Regions from separate parts of the Mus musculus genome. Here region 1 is linked to region 2. Evidence: chromatin loops called from intact Hi-C (ENCODE). Cell type or tissue: left cerebral cortex. All regions are shown on one strand.

The links. A loop is a pair of places that touch in the nucleus more often than their neighbours do. Peaks named below come from ENCODE experiments on the same cell type or tissue, not always from the same donor. Only the 100,000 strongest peaks of a DNase experiment are listed, where the experiment ranks them.
Region 1: it touches region 2 in a loop (6-fold over the local background); 22 of 42 quality-filtered maps call a loop at or near these places.

The regions. Positions count from the first base shown.
Region 1 is chr2:145,288,572-145,293,571 of GRCm38, forward strand. All of the region lies in intron 2 of Slc24a3 (solute carrier family 24 (sodium/potassium/calcium exchanger), member 3), which reads left to right. It overlaps Gm52529 (a long non-coding RNA gene), which reads right to left and starts at 167. Exons shown (of 3, transcript XR_003953927.1): 1 at 1-167. In left cerebral cortex, a CTCF peak has its summit at 3,124 (motif pointing left); DNase peaks (open chromatin) are centred at 170, 1,579 and 3,097.
Region 2 is chr2:145,166,090-145,171,089 of GRCm38, forward strand. Slc24a3 (solute carrier family 24 (sodium/potassium/calcium exchanger), member 3) reads left to right here and starts at 1,686. Exons shown (of 17, transcript NM_001356497.1): 1 at 1,686-2,108. The coding sequence starts at 1,970. In left cerebral cortex, CTCF peaks have their summits at 1,037 (motif pointing right) and 2,119; DNase peaks (open chromatin) are centred at 1,140, 1,819, 2,107, 2,625 and 1 more place; H3K4me3 peaks cover 3,060 bases; H3K27ac peaks cover 1,766 bases.

The DNA of each region.
Region 1 (5,000 bases), 120 kb after region 2:
TGAACAAAAAGGTAGTGAGAGAAATGGGCAGATAGACCTGACCATGAAGAAACTGGGTTTCAGAAGTCACACAGGAAACAAGGGAAATGAGCAGCCCTGCCCTCCATGGCTGGGCTCCATTTATTCTAATGACTTGCTATTGGCTAAAGGGCCTGAGAGCTGGACTGTGGGAATTGCTTTCAGAGCCCGGGACATGTTCTTTTCAGTATTCTCAATGGAGGCCAGATGTCACTGAAGAGTGGCTTGATTTTTGGAAACAGCTAAATGTTCTAAAAGTAGAACTGGCAATTAAGCAAATGATCAAGCTGAGAAATATCAACACAGTAAAAAAATAAAATAAAATAAAAACGGACAAGAGTGCTGCAAAGCTCAGAAAATATAGAAAGTATATACACCCAGTAAGACAGTTAAAGGCATACCTTTTTTTCTGAGATCTTAAATGCTAATTCCACAAATGGTGGTCATTTTTACCAGTGATATTAACTAGGTCTCAGACAGCAGCATTCAGTGCCAAGATAAATGTGACTGTCTTACTGACATAATTGTCTTAGTTAGGTTCCCTCAGAACTAACCCAAGTTGAGCCAGTAAGGGGGGTGTGAGCCAACAGGCAATCACATGGGCCACCTGGGTTTGCTGTTACCCAGCAACTCTGGAAACCTCAAGATAATATGTCACTCAGAGTGACCAAGCTAGACCCCATGACAGGTGGGATTTTTGTCCACTGATCCCTACCTGTCATTTGCCAGGTATTTGTAGATGCTGCTGTTCTGGTCTGCATGTGGCCCAGTGTACCCTCAAAACCAGGGACCATGCACAAAAGTAGAGTCCATTTCTCTGATGGCAGCTTTAGTGTCTCTGAATTAATCACTGAACGGAATAGCCTATGCTGCGTTAATCTAAACTAGAACACTCTGTCTAGAATTTCTGTGACAATTTTCTCCGTCTGTACCATATAGTGATGCAGCTTGAAATGGGACTAATACAAGCAAAGAATTAAATTTTAAATTTTACTCAATTTTAGTTTGCATGACTACATGTTGTTAGTGGCTATCATTTTGACAATGCTATTTCCAATAGGAAACAAAGCCTTCCATGTCTGCAAGTATTGAACTTAGGTATTAAGAAGGAAGTGACTGCTATTCAAAGCTGTTCAGTTCTTTGCACATCGGCTGGATAGCTTTTCATATTTAACTAATAGGCAAGAATGCACTTAGCTGAAAATGGCGGTGGATTAATTATATTTAAGTGTTTAAAGGACCTGTAGAGGAAATCTCTGTCCATTCACCCTACTTTTGTACACAAAAGAGTAATAGCTGAGGTGTCTATTGATGGGGTGTCCATGCCTGTCTGAATGTTTGATGCTTGATTCTGCCAGATAAGCAGTGGTCAGGTCTGTATTGTTGCAAGGGAGTCCCTGGAGTTACCATTTGATTTGATTGACAGTGATTACTGAGAATCCTTGTGGTAGGCAGTTTTGTTTAGTCTTCAGCTTCACTCCACAGGCCAATGTTTTGAAAAAAATATGTCTAATATAAAGATGTCAAAAAAAATCACTCGGTGGAAGAATCAGAACTTTGCTCACACCTGTTTCTGAAGCTTGAATTACCATCAGTTAAACTATATTTTGAATGATCATTGGCACAGTTGACTATATATGACAACTGTGTTGGATGTTAGACTTACCTCCCACCATCTTTTTTTTTTTTTTGCTCAAGGGAAAAATATATAGCCTCATATGTCCTCTTCATCCTGAGCTGGGAGCTCATATATGGCAAGTAACTCAAGATGAGTCCATCCATTCATTAAGAAACAATTAATCATCTCTCATATTATAAAAAGGATTGATGATTCAGATGCTATTAATATTAAGACACTTTTAATAGACCTTTTATTATTGTTTCCTAACTCTAGGGAATAGGAGCACTAACATTTCCATATATTTCTCCTTCCTTGTTCAATCCTGCAGCTATGGCTTGATGAACTCTATCTTCTTTTGTAGAGTAAATGCTGCCTTTTTGCAGGGTAAATCCAGTTATCCCCTCTCATTTGTGTGTTTCTGTGGCTGGTTGTGTGGTAGAACGAGACAATAACAGCTGAAGTACTGACTGTCTGGCTCATAGATTAAGCTTTCTAAGCCTAGCTTAGACCCATCTCCTGATGTTTGTATGGAGTAAATAGCTTTCCTTCCTGGGTACCAGAAAGAAGTAGGTATTCTCTGCTTGTCCTCTTGCAGTGGGGGAATCGGGAGATTAGTTACTCTTGGACTCTCCTACTGGAAAAATGCACATGAAGTTGCTGTCCAGCCATGGTGGAAACTTTTTAAACCTTGCAATGCATAACTAATTAAGAACAAATTAGAAACAGAGCTTTCTAAGCATGTGAGCTTGAGATAAGTTATCCTTAGATTTACTTTTTTGATGTCACACATCATGTGACTTCAGTCCACTTCTCCTTTCCTGGCGTCTAATACGAAAATATTAAATCTCAATATGGCTATGTGGCTATGGAGAATACTTTGCTACCAGAATTAAGTAAGGAATTAGAGCAGAAGAAGTTTACTCTAGCACCTAACATACTCAAATAACAGATATGGTAGTATATTCTTATAAAGAATAGACTCTAGAACAGAACAAACTCCTGTCTGCCTCGTGGGTGGGTGTGTTGGAAAAAAGCTTTCATTCATACTCTGGGAAACCTGCTGTATCAGTTAGCTATGGCTGTATAACAAATATCCTTAAACTTGGTTGTTTCAATCTACCAATATCTGCTATGGTGCATGGGTCGGTGAGTCAGCACAGCATTCATACTGAACTGGACAGGACCATCTGATCTCAACAGAGCTTCTTTGTGTGAGTATGATCATTTGGGGTAATCGGTGAGTAAGAAGGATTAGGATGGTTTCTCATGTCCTGAGGTTGACTAACAATTGCCTAGGTCTCTTATTCCTTCACTCCACTGCAGTGTCTTTCTCAGATTCACTGAAAGGGGTGGTGGAGAACTGGGAAGTGCACAAGGTCCCTGAAGCCTGACCTGGGAAATTGAAGTAGTATCATTTTCAGTGATTTTCATGGTCGAATCAAGGCACAAAGACAGTCCAAGTTCAAGAGATAGCACCATCTACTGGTGAGAAGAGCAGAAAAATCTGATTACAAGGGGATGAATGAAGAACAAGCTCAGAGTTGGTTATTCCATCACATCCATTACCTCCTCTTAGACGTTTTTTAAAAATTATATATGAGGAAGTCACCAATACCACATAACTTTTAACCTTATGAACTATTTTAAAATGCAAATATTTTCACCTACAGCTTTAAGATATTGTATAAACTATTATAAAAATACTTTCAAATATACAACCATCATACTGACATTAATCAGACCCAGAGTCCTGTCTCATCAAATAGTCAAGATTGCCATTTTGTAGGCTCAACTGCAGCTTTGTAGCTTTATTAGAAGATAGTGACTATATATTCTTAGCTTTAATGGAAAAAATTGTGTGAAATAGAGTTTCCTCTCACTTATTAGTTAGTTCTTTGCTAAGCCAAGATCTCCCCTGAACTGCCAATTTTGCATGTAATGTACCCAGGGAAGCCTCTAGCATAGCCAGATATTAATTTGGGTCTGACCTCTCACAGTTTGGGCTAGTTGGCCAGCCACATATCAGTTTTCTTGAAATTTCCCAGAGCATCATAAGCCCTCAGATACTCTTAGGAAGGAACCCAAGATACCCTCACTTCCCAGACTAGAGACTCCATAGGCTATGTATTTTCCTTGAGGCTACTTGAACAGTTAACTTCATGGCAGGCAGGGTGTCATTTTGGTACCAGGGTTTGGGCCTTCCAGGTGGACTGCCATCTTGGGCTCAGCGGATGATCAGTGTTAGCCAAGTGTTAGGGCTAAGTGTGGAGAAGCATGAGGAGTTTGAATTTGTCCTCTGGGGTTTATAACAGTGTAGGTTCTTCCACATACATCTGTAACCTTGGACAGCATTCTGACCTTTGGAGGCTTCTGGTTTATTTCAAGAGCATGGGAGTAATAATGGCTCTTCATATACCTGAAATGAAGATTGCCCACGTTCCTTATGGTGGTTTCCTCGACTTCTGTGTATGGAACAAGCCTCTAGTCCCTGAGAGCTCTTGTTTATACCATTGTTTTAAGGATCTGTAGCTGGCCCCTTGGCAACTATTAAATCTAAGACATAGGCCTGTCTGTCCTCTTCAGAGGACACTGTCTTTTTAAGGCCAGGCCTAGAAGGCCCACTTTGAGTGGAAACATCCATGTGTTGCTATGGTGATATCATTTTTTATTCACAAGGCACTTTCTGTATTTTGAAGGGGATAACTTCTCCTCTGCTCAGGGATATTTGCCAAGCTCTGAAAGAGCCATAAACTTACTGAATCGTGGAAAGGCATTCTTGGGTACTGAGTTCCCCATAAACCTGTTTGTAATTACTCTGAATGCTCTCAGAGCTTCCCATTGTTGTAGCCTCTCTGGTGTATTCCCATGGGAAATGCCTCAGGCTGTAGCTGCTTGTGGATGTTGAGTCTAGTCTTCAGTCCTATCCAGGAAGTCACATTTTAGCACAGGGCAGTTGGCTTTTGTCTCCAGGTGTCTATTTGAATTTTTCCCCTCCTCCACTTAGCATGTATGTGGATGCTCATTCCTCCAAAAGGACTAAATAAACACATTCAGTGAAGAATCCATGACAAGATGTATTCCTAACCACCACTGCGTCTCTACAACAATCTGTGAGAGATCCTTTAAAAAGTCATTTCACTTACTTAGCTCTTCTAAACGTCTTCTGTGCCCTGCTTTGTTTGGAAAAGTAAAAGGAACACATTAGGAAAAAGTTAACCTAATGTATGTCTGTGTTAGAAGAGACAGAATTTGTTAAATAAGAGTTGGAGTTTCATTTTACTTTGCTGCACACATGGTGCTTTATAGAGGGCCTGCCCTGGAATACCTGCTGGGCAGAACTGTGTTCTTAACCCAGGGCTAC
Region 2 (5,000 bases):
CCCCATCTCCCACCCACCTCCCTGCCTTCCACTAGAGACACTATATGAGTGTCTTTCCTAACAAGTCGAGATTACTCTGAATTCCTCAAGGGTCACCACTATCAAGAAGGCTTGATAGTGGTGACAGAATTGGAGAATTCTCCATGATGCTCCAATCTGGATGAACTTGAAGAGTTTGCGTTCCTCCTTTGTTACCTGGTGACCTAAGCAAAGACTCACCTAGCCATTGCAGGGAAGGTGCTCTGGATATGGGGCAGCCAACATAGGAGTGGGAGGGAATAAACACATGGAAAGCAAATTCTGCTCTTCAGCAGAAAACAAACCACCTGTGATCACTTTCCATGTCTCCAGATGTTGTCAGGGGACATCTGACACTATATGGGATGGAAGGTCACTCACAGTTGATCCTGTGGGTCCCTTGTGACCTGGGCAGGGAGAAGTCTCTATGGAGTTTCCCCACTTCCTCCCAACTCCCGAGGGCTAGATTGCTCAGGCCCAAGAGCCATCCAAACATATATCTGATTTCTAGGACCATCCTTTTGGAATAAGACTTAAGTTTAACCACCACTTGGAAACACATCTCTTCTTCCCTTCCTCTGGGGTCGTGTGTCTTCCATCCTGCAGGCAGGTACCTGGGATGAGGCTAGGGAAGTCCAAGCCCCTGGGAGTGAACCCCTGGGATCACTAGGTGCCCTTTTCAATGGTACTGCAGATAGGGGTGGGGATGTCAGCCTCTACATCTTTAATAGGCAGGGGCAGAAGAACTCGAATTAGGGAGTTGGGGCCTAGGGCTCTAATCTTGGGGGAGGGGTGGACTGATTGTCCTTGTAGAAGGCCAAGAGTCTCCCTCCTAGGGAACTTACTAGGGCCCCCTCAGGTTCAGCCACACACTGGACTTGCTTCAGCTCCTCAGAGAGCGAAATGTGAACCCTAGCCAGAGGGGGAAGCCAGGACAACCCTAATAAGCCAAACCCCCCCAGGAGGCCAGTTTCAGGACTTGAGCCTGGCTCACCGGGATCCCCACCAGGGGGCAGAGGGGAACCCCTGAGGCCAGCGGCAGGAGGCAGGACCAGTGGCTAGGAATTGGCCACCTAGCACACTCTAGACGCTCTAGCTTAAGGCAACGGATGGAAGAGGGCCAAGGAAATCCTTCTTTTCTCTGAAAGTTTCAGGCCAGTCCTCCTTGGTGGAGATCTGTCTATCCACATCCCGCCTAGCGGGCCTCCCCCACCGCACCGCCTCTTTCTCTGGGCACCAAAGGGTTGAAGGGCTGTGCACCGGGCTCCCTCCACAGCCCAGTCTCCTCCCTGCGCCCCCTCCCCGCGGTGCTGGCCAGCGACTCATAGCATCCCGGGCGCTGTCCCCCTCCCGTGCGCAGCCCCCCTGCCGCCGACCCACCGTGGGGTACGGGAAGCTGCGCTCACTCTAGCTGTTGGCGCGCTCCGGCCGCCGCTCGGCTCCGAGTCCCCCACCCACCCACCCCCGCGTGGACACTGGAGTGCGACCCCGAGCTGCACTCCCGCAGCCTGAGGTCAGGGCCTGCTTCGGGTGGCCAGCGGCCGGCCCTCCTCTCGCCGGTCCTTCCCCGCTCCTCCTCCACCGCCCCCGCCGCCCCCGCCTCCCGGCCGCCCCCGCCGCCGCCGCCCCAGGCCGAACGCGGGCGCGGAGCGTGGGAGCCATGGCGCGCGAGCAGGAGAGGGACCCCGAGCGCAGGGAGGCGGCGGTGCGGGCGAGCGGCGAGGAGGAGGAGGCGGCGGGGGAGGAGGGACTGAGCGATAGCGACGAGGGCGACGGCGTGGAGACCGGCAGCGGCCGGGAGGAGGGAAAGCAGGAGGCGGCGGCCGGGTGGGAACGCAGCGAGGACGCGCGGCTGCTGCGCGCAGGGCTGCCTCCTGCCGCCGTCCCCGCCGCGGCCGCCCGCGACCCGAGCGGACGCCGCCCGCCAGGGACGCCGCCCGGCTGTCCGAGGATGCCGCCGCCGGGCGACCAGGACTGCGCGCGCCGCCGCAGCCGCCGCCGGCGGAGGGACCTTCTGCTGAGCCAGCTTTGCTTCCTGGCCTCGGTGGCGCTGCTGCTCTGGTCGCTGTCGAGCCTGCGAGAGCAGAAGGGTGAGTGCTCGCCGCCTGCCCCGAGTGGGCGCTGCGGCTCCAGCAGTTCGGGCTCTCGGGGCTCGGTGCCCGGCGAGCTGCGCTGGGTCCAGCCACACCGAACAGGCACGGGGACACTCCGGTCTCTTGCGGGGCTAGGGAGGAAGGGGTCTGGGCTCTAGGACTGCAGCGGTGGAGGAGTGACCCCTTGGGCACCAAGAAGACCTTTTCCTCTTGCCTTCTGCCCCTTTCCCACAGCCTGGCTGGTAGTGGCGGCGGTGACAGGGAGGGACCCTTTCACTACCAAGGCTAGTAATAAAGTTGTTCTGACAGCAATCAGTACCTGTGCAGGTAACCAACCACCTGTACTCCTGGCTTACTGAGGGAATGCAGGGTAGGCTGACCAGCTCACAGCCGGTTCTCCACGTGTTCTCCACACAGAACAGGTGGGGTGGGCAGTGGAGAATGCTCCTTGCCATCTTTGCGATCCAAGAACAGGTGCTGGGAACTTACTTCCGTTAGGAGAAAGTGATAGCTACCAGTCAGGGTTTAGGAATGGGCATGCTCCCTTAAAGGGTTGCTCAGCAGGAACACATGGATTCATTTCTCAAGGCTGGCTTGCTTCCTTTCACCGACTTGATGCTGGGGGCGGACCACTCTATGCTGCCCACTTTTTCCTTGGTGCTTTGGCTGGTGGTGCATACACACGTGTACACACTTGTACACACACACACACACACACACACACACACGATAGTTTGGTTTTATCTTTGCCCTTGGCTTTTTTTGGAGCTAAAATAGACATTGGGGAGAAATGTGCTCAAAACAGTTGTCCATTGGAAACAATTTGGACTCTGGGGTGCAGCTGTGTAAGAAAAAGAAACAAAACAACCTCACAGAAAGGAAAGACTTGAAAGAATAACGGTCGTAAAATGATTTCTTATCCTGGCTTTTCGAATATCAGGGTTTGTGGGGAAGCAGACAAATAAATGATTGTGGGGTAAAACAGTTACAGCTATGTGCTGTACTGTTAAGATAGGCACAGTTCTAATACGTGGTGCTTTGAAGCACACAATAAAAGCATTTTGATAGCGATGGTGACATTTTAAAAGGTGCCATCAATCAAGAAAGGGTTTTCCCTCACCATGGCTGGTGTGGTGCCTCATGGTGAAACTCAGGGGTCATTCTGAACTTAGCAGATCTCTCTACGGACTTCATCATATATGGTAATAGGAGAGAAGCGGGCCTGGTCTTCAGCAAAACCCTTAGACTCCATGACTCTCTCTATTGCTTTTGAATCTCTGATTTTCTGGCCCTGGGTACTGACATGAGGGAGGTGGGCTGTACTATTTGAATGAAGTGAGACTTTTTTCCAAGGGAAGATTCAGACCTGCTAAGTAGTATGCACTGACTGTCCCGAAGAGGGTGAGTGGAAGCCAGCAGATAGTTTATGCTTCCGTTGGCAAGAGTTATTCCAAATCACTTGGTGGCCGTTTCTCTACAGGTTGGAGCCTGTGAGTAACAGGCTTCCCAGCACTTTGCAGGGCATAAAAGACATTTGTCCTGGATGTTGAATGTGATCCATAGGATTAAGTGGATCAATTGCAGGGGTTTCCGTTCCTGCTACCACCAGATGCTGGAATATCTGGGCTGATAAGGCATCACACACTGTGAACTTAGAATCTGATGACTACTCTTCCCTTTTGAGATAGTTTTCCTGACATTTCTCTCCAGGTGTTACTGACTCAGACATCATTCCATAGCATGCCCCCATCTCATTCCTTCTCTTGTTTATCTTTCTCTTCTCTTTCTCACTTCTCTAGCCTGTCTGCTAATGTCCAGTTTATGAACACTTCCATGCATAGCAAGAAGACTTAGTTGGGAAAAACCCAACAATGCTAATGACCTTGCTACGCAGGCTCTGTTTACAGCCCCCACCCCCAACTCTATGACTTGCTAGTCTTAATTCGGTCTCTAGTCACCTTTTCTTGCATTAGATACTGATGTTTTCAATAGGTGAAGCACAGCCGTGTTGGAGCAGCAAGACACAGTCTTCTTTCGAGATAATTTTAAACAGATTATTTACCACATAGAGATCTTCCAATGATATTTTTGCCTAGGGAATTGCCATTTAGTATTATAAACATCAGGGCAGAGACTCTTATCCTGAAATTTGGGGGGGGGGCATTCTACATACTATCCTTGTGTCATTGGCAAAGGGTTCAAAATTCACCTCATTTTAAAGATACTGGGACTCACAAAAGGTGACTGAGTGAAGTCATATAGGAAGTGAGGTGTGGAGGTATAAACCAACCTTAGGTGACCTTTGTTCTCAGCTCTGTTTCTTGCTTCAGGGTGCAAGACTGTGGTGTTCATATGGTCATGGGGGGGGTACCTTCCTAATAACCAAAGGTAATTTTTATGTTTAAAGGCATGTGGTAATTATTAAAGATAACCAGATATCTTCTCAGAGGCTTGTTTCCCATGATTCCCACCCCCACCTTGTTCTTTTTCTTTCTTATAAAAAGGGTGGTTAGTTCTTTTTATAAGAAAGTCCAAATAGAGGTGTATGGCAGTTATGTTACATAATGTCTAACATTTCTAATCATGGAATTTAGGATCTCTTTCTTAATTTCTAAGTAAATCCAGATTTGGTTATATACTAAAAAGTTTGCTTCTGTTTTGCAAAGCTCTGTATTTGGTTAGAAGTATAGAAAAGAATCTATACTGTTTTTGTTTTCTCCTTCTGTGTAGCTAGGACATGAGGATTGTTTAATTTAGGTCAGGAAGAGTTAGTGCTGGAATGAGGAGAATTCTTAATTCTAACTACAACAAAAGCAATAATAATGATAACAACTACAGTTTGGGCATCCCAAGTGCCAGGCCCTGTGCCAAGCACACTTTCTGTGCATT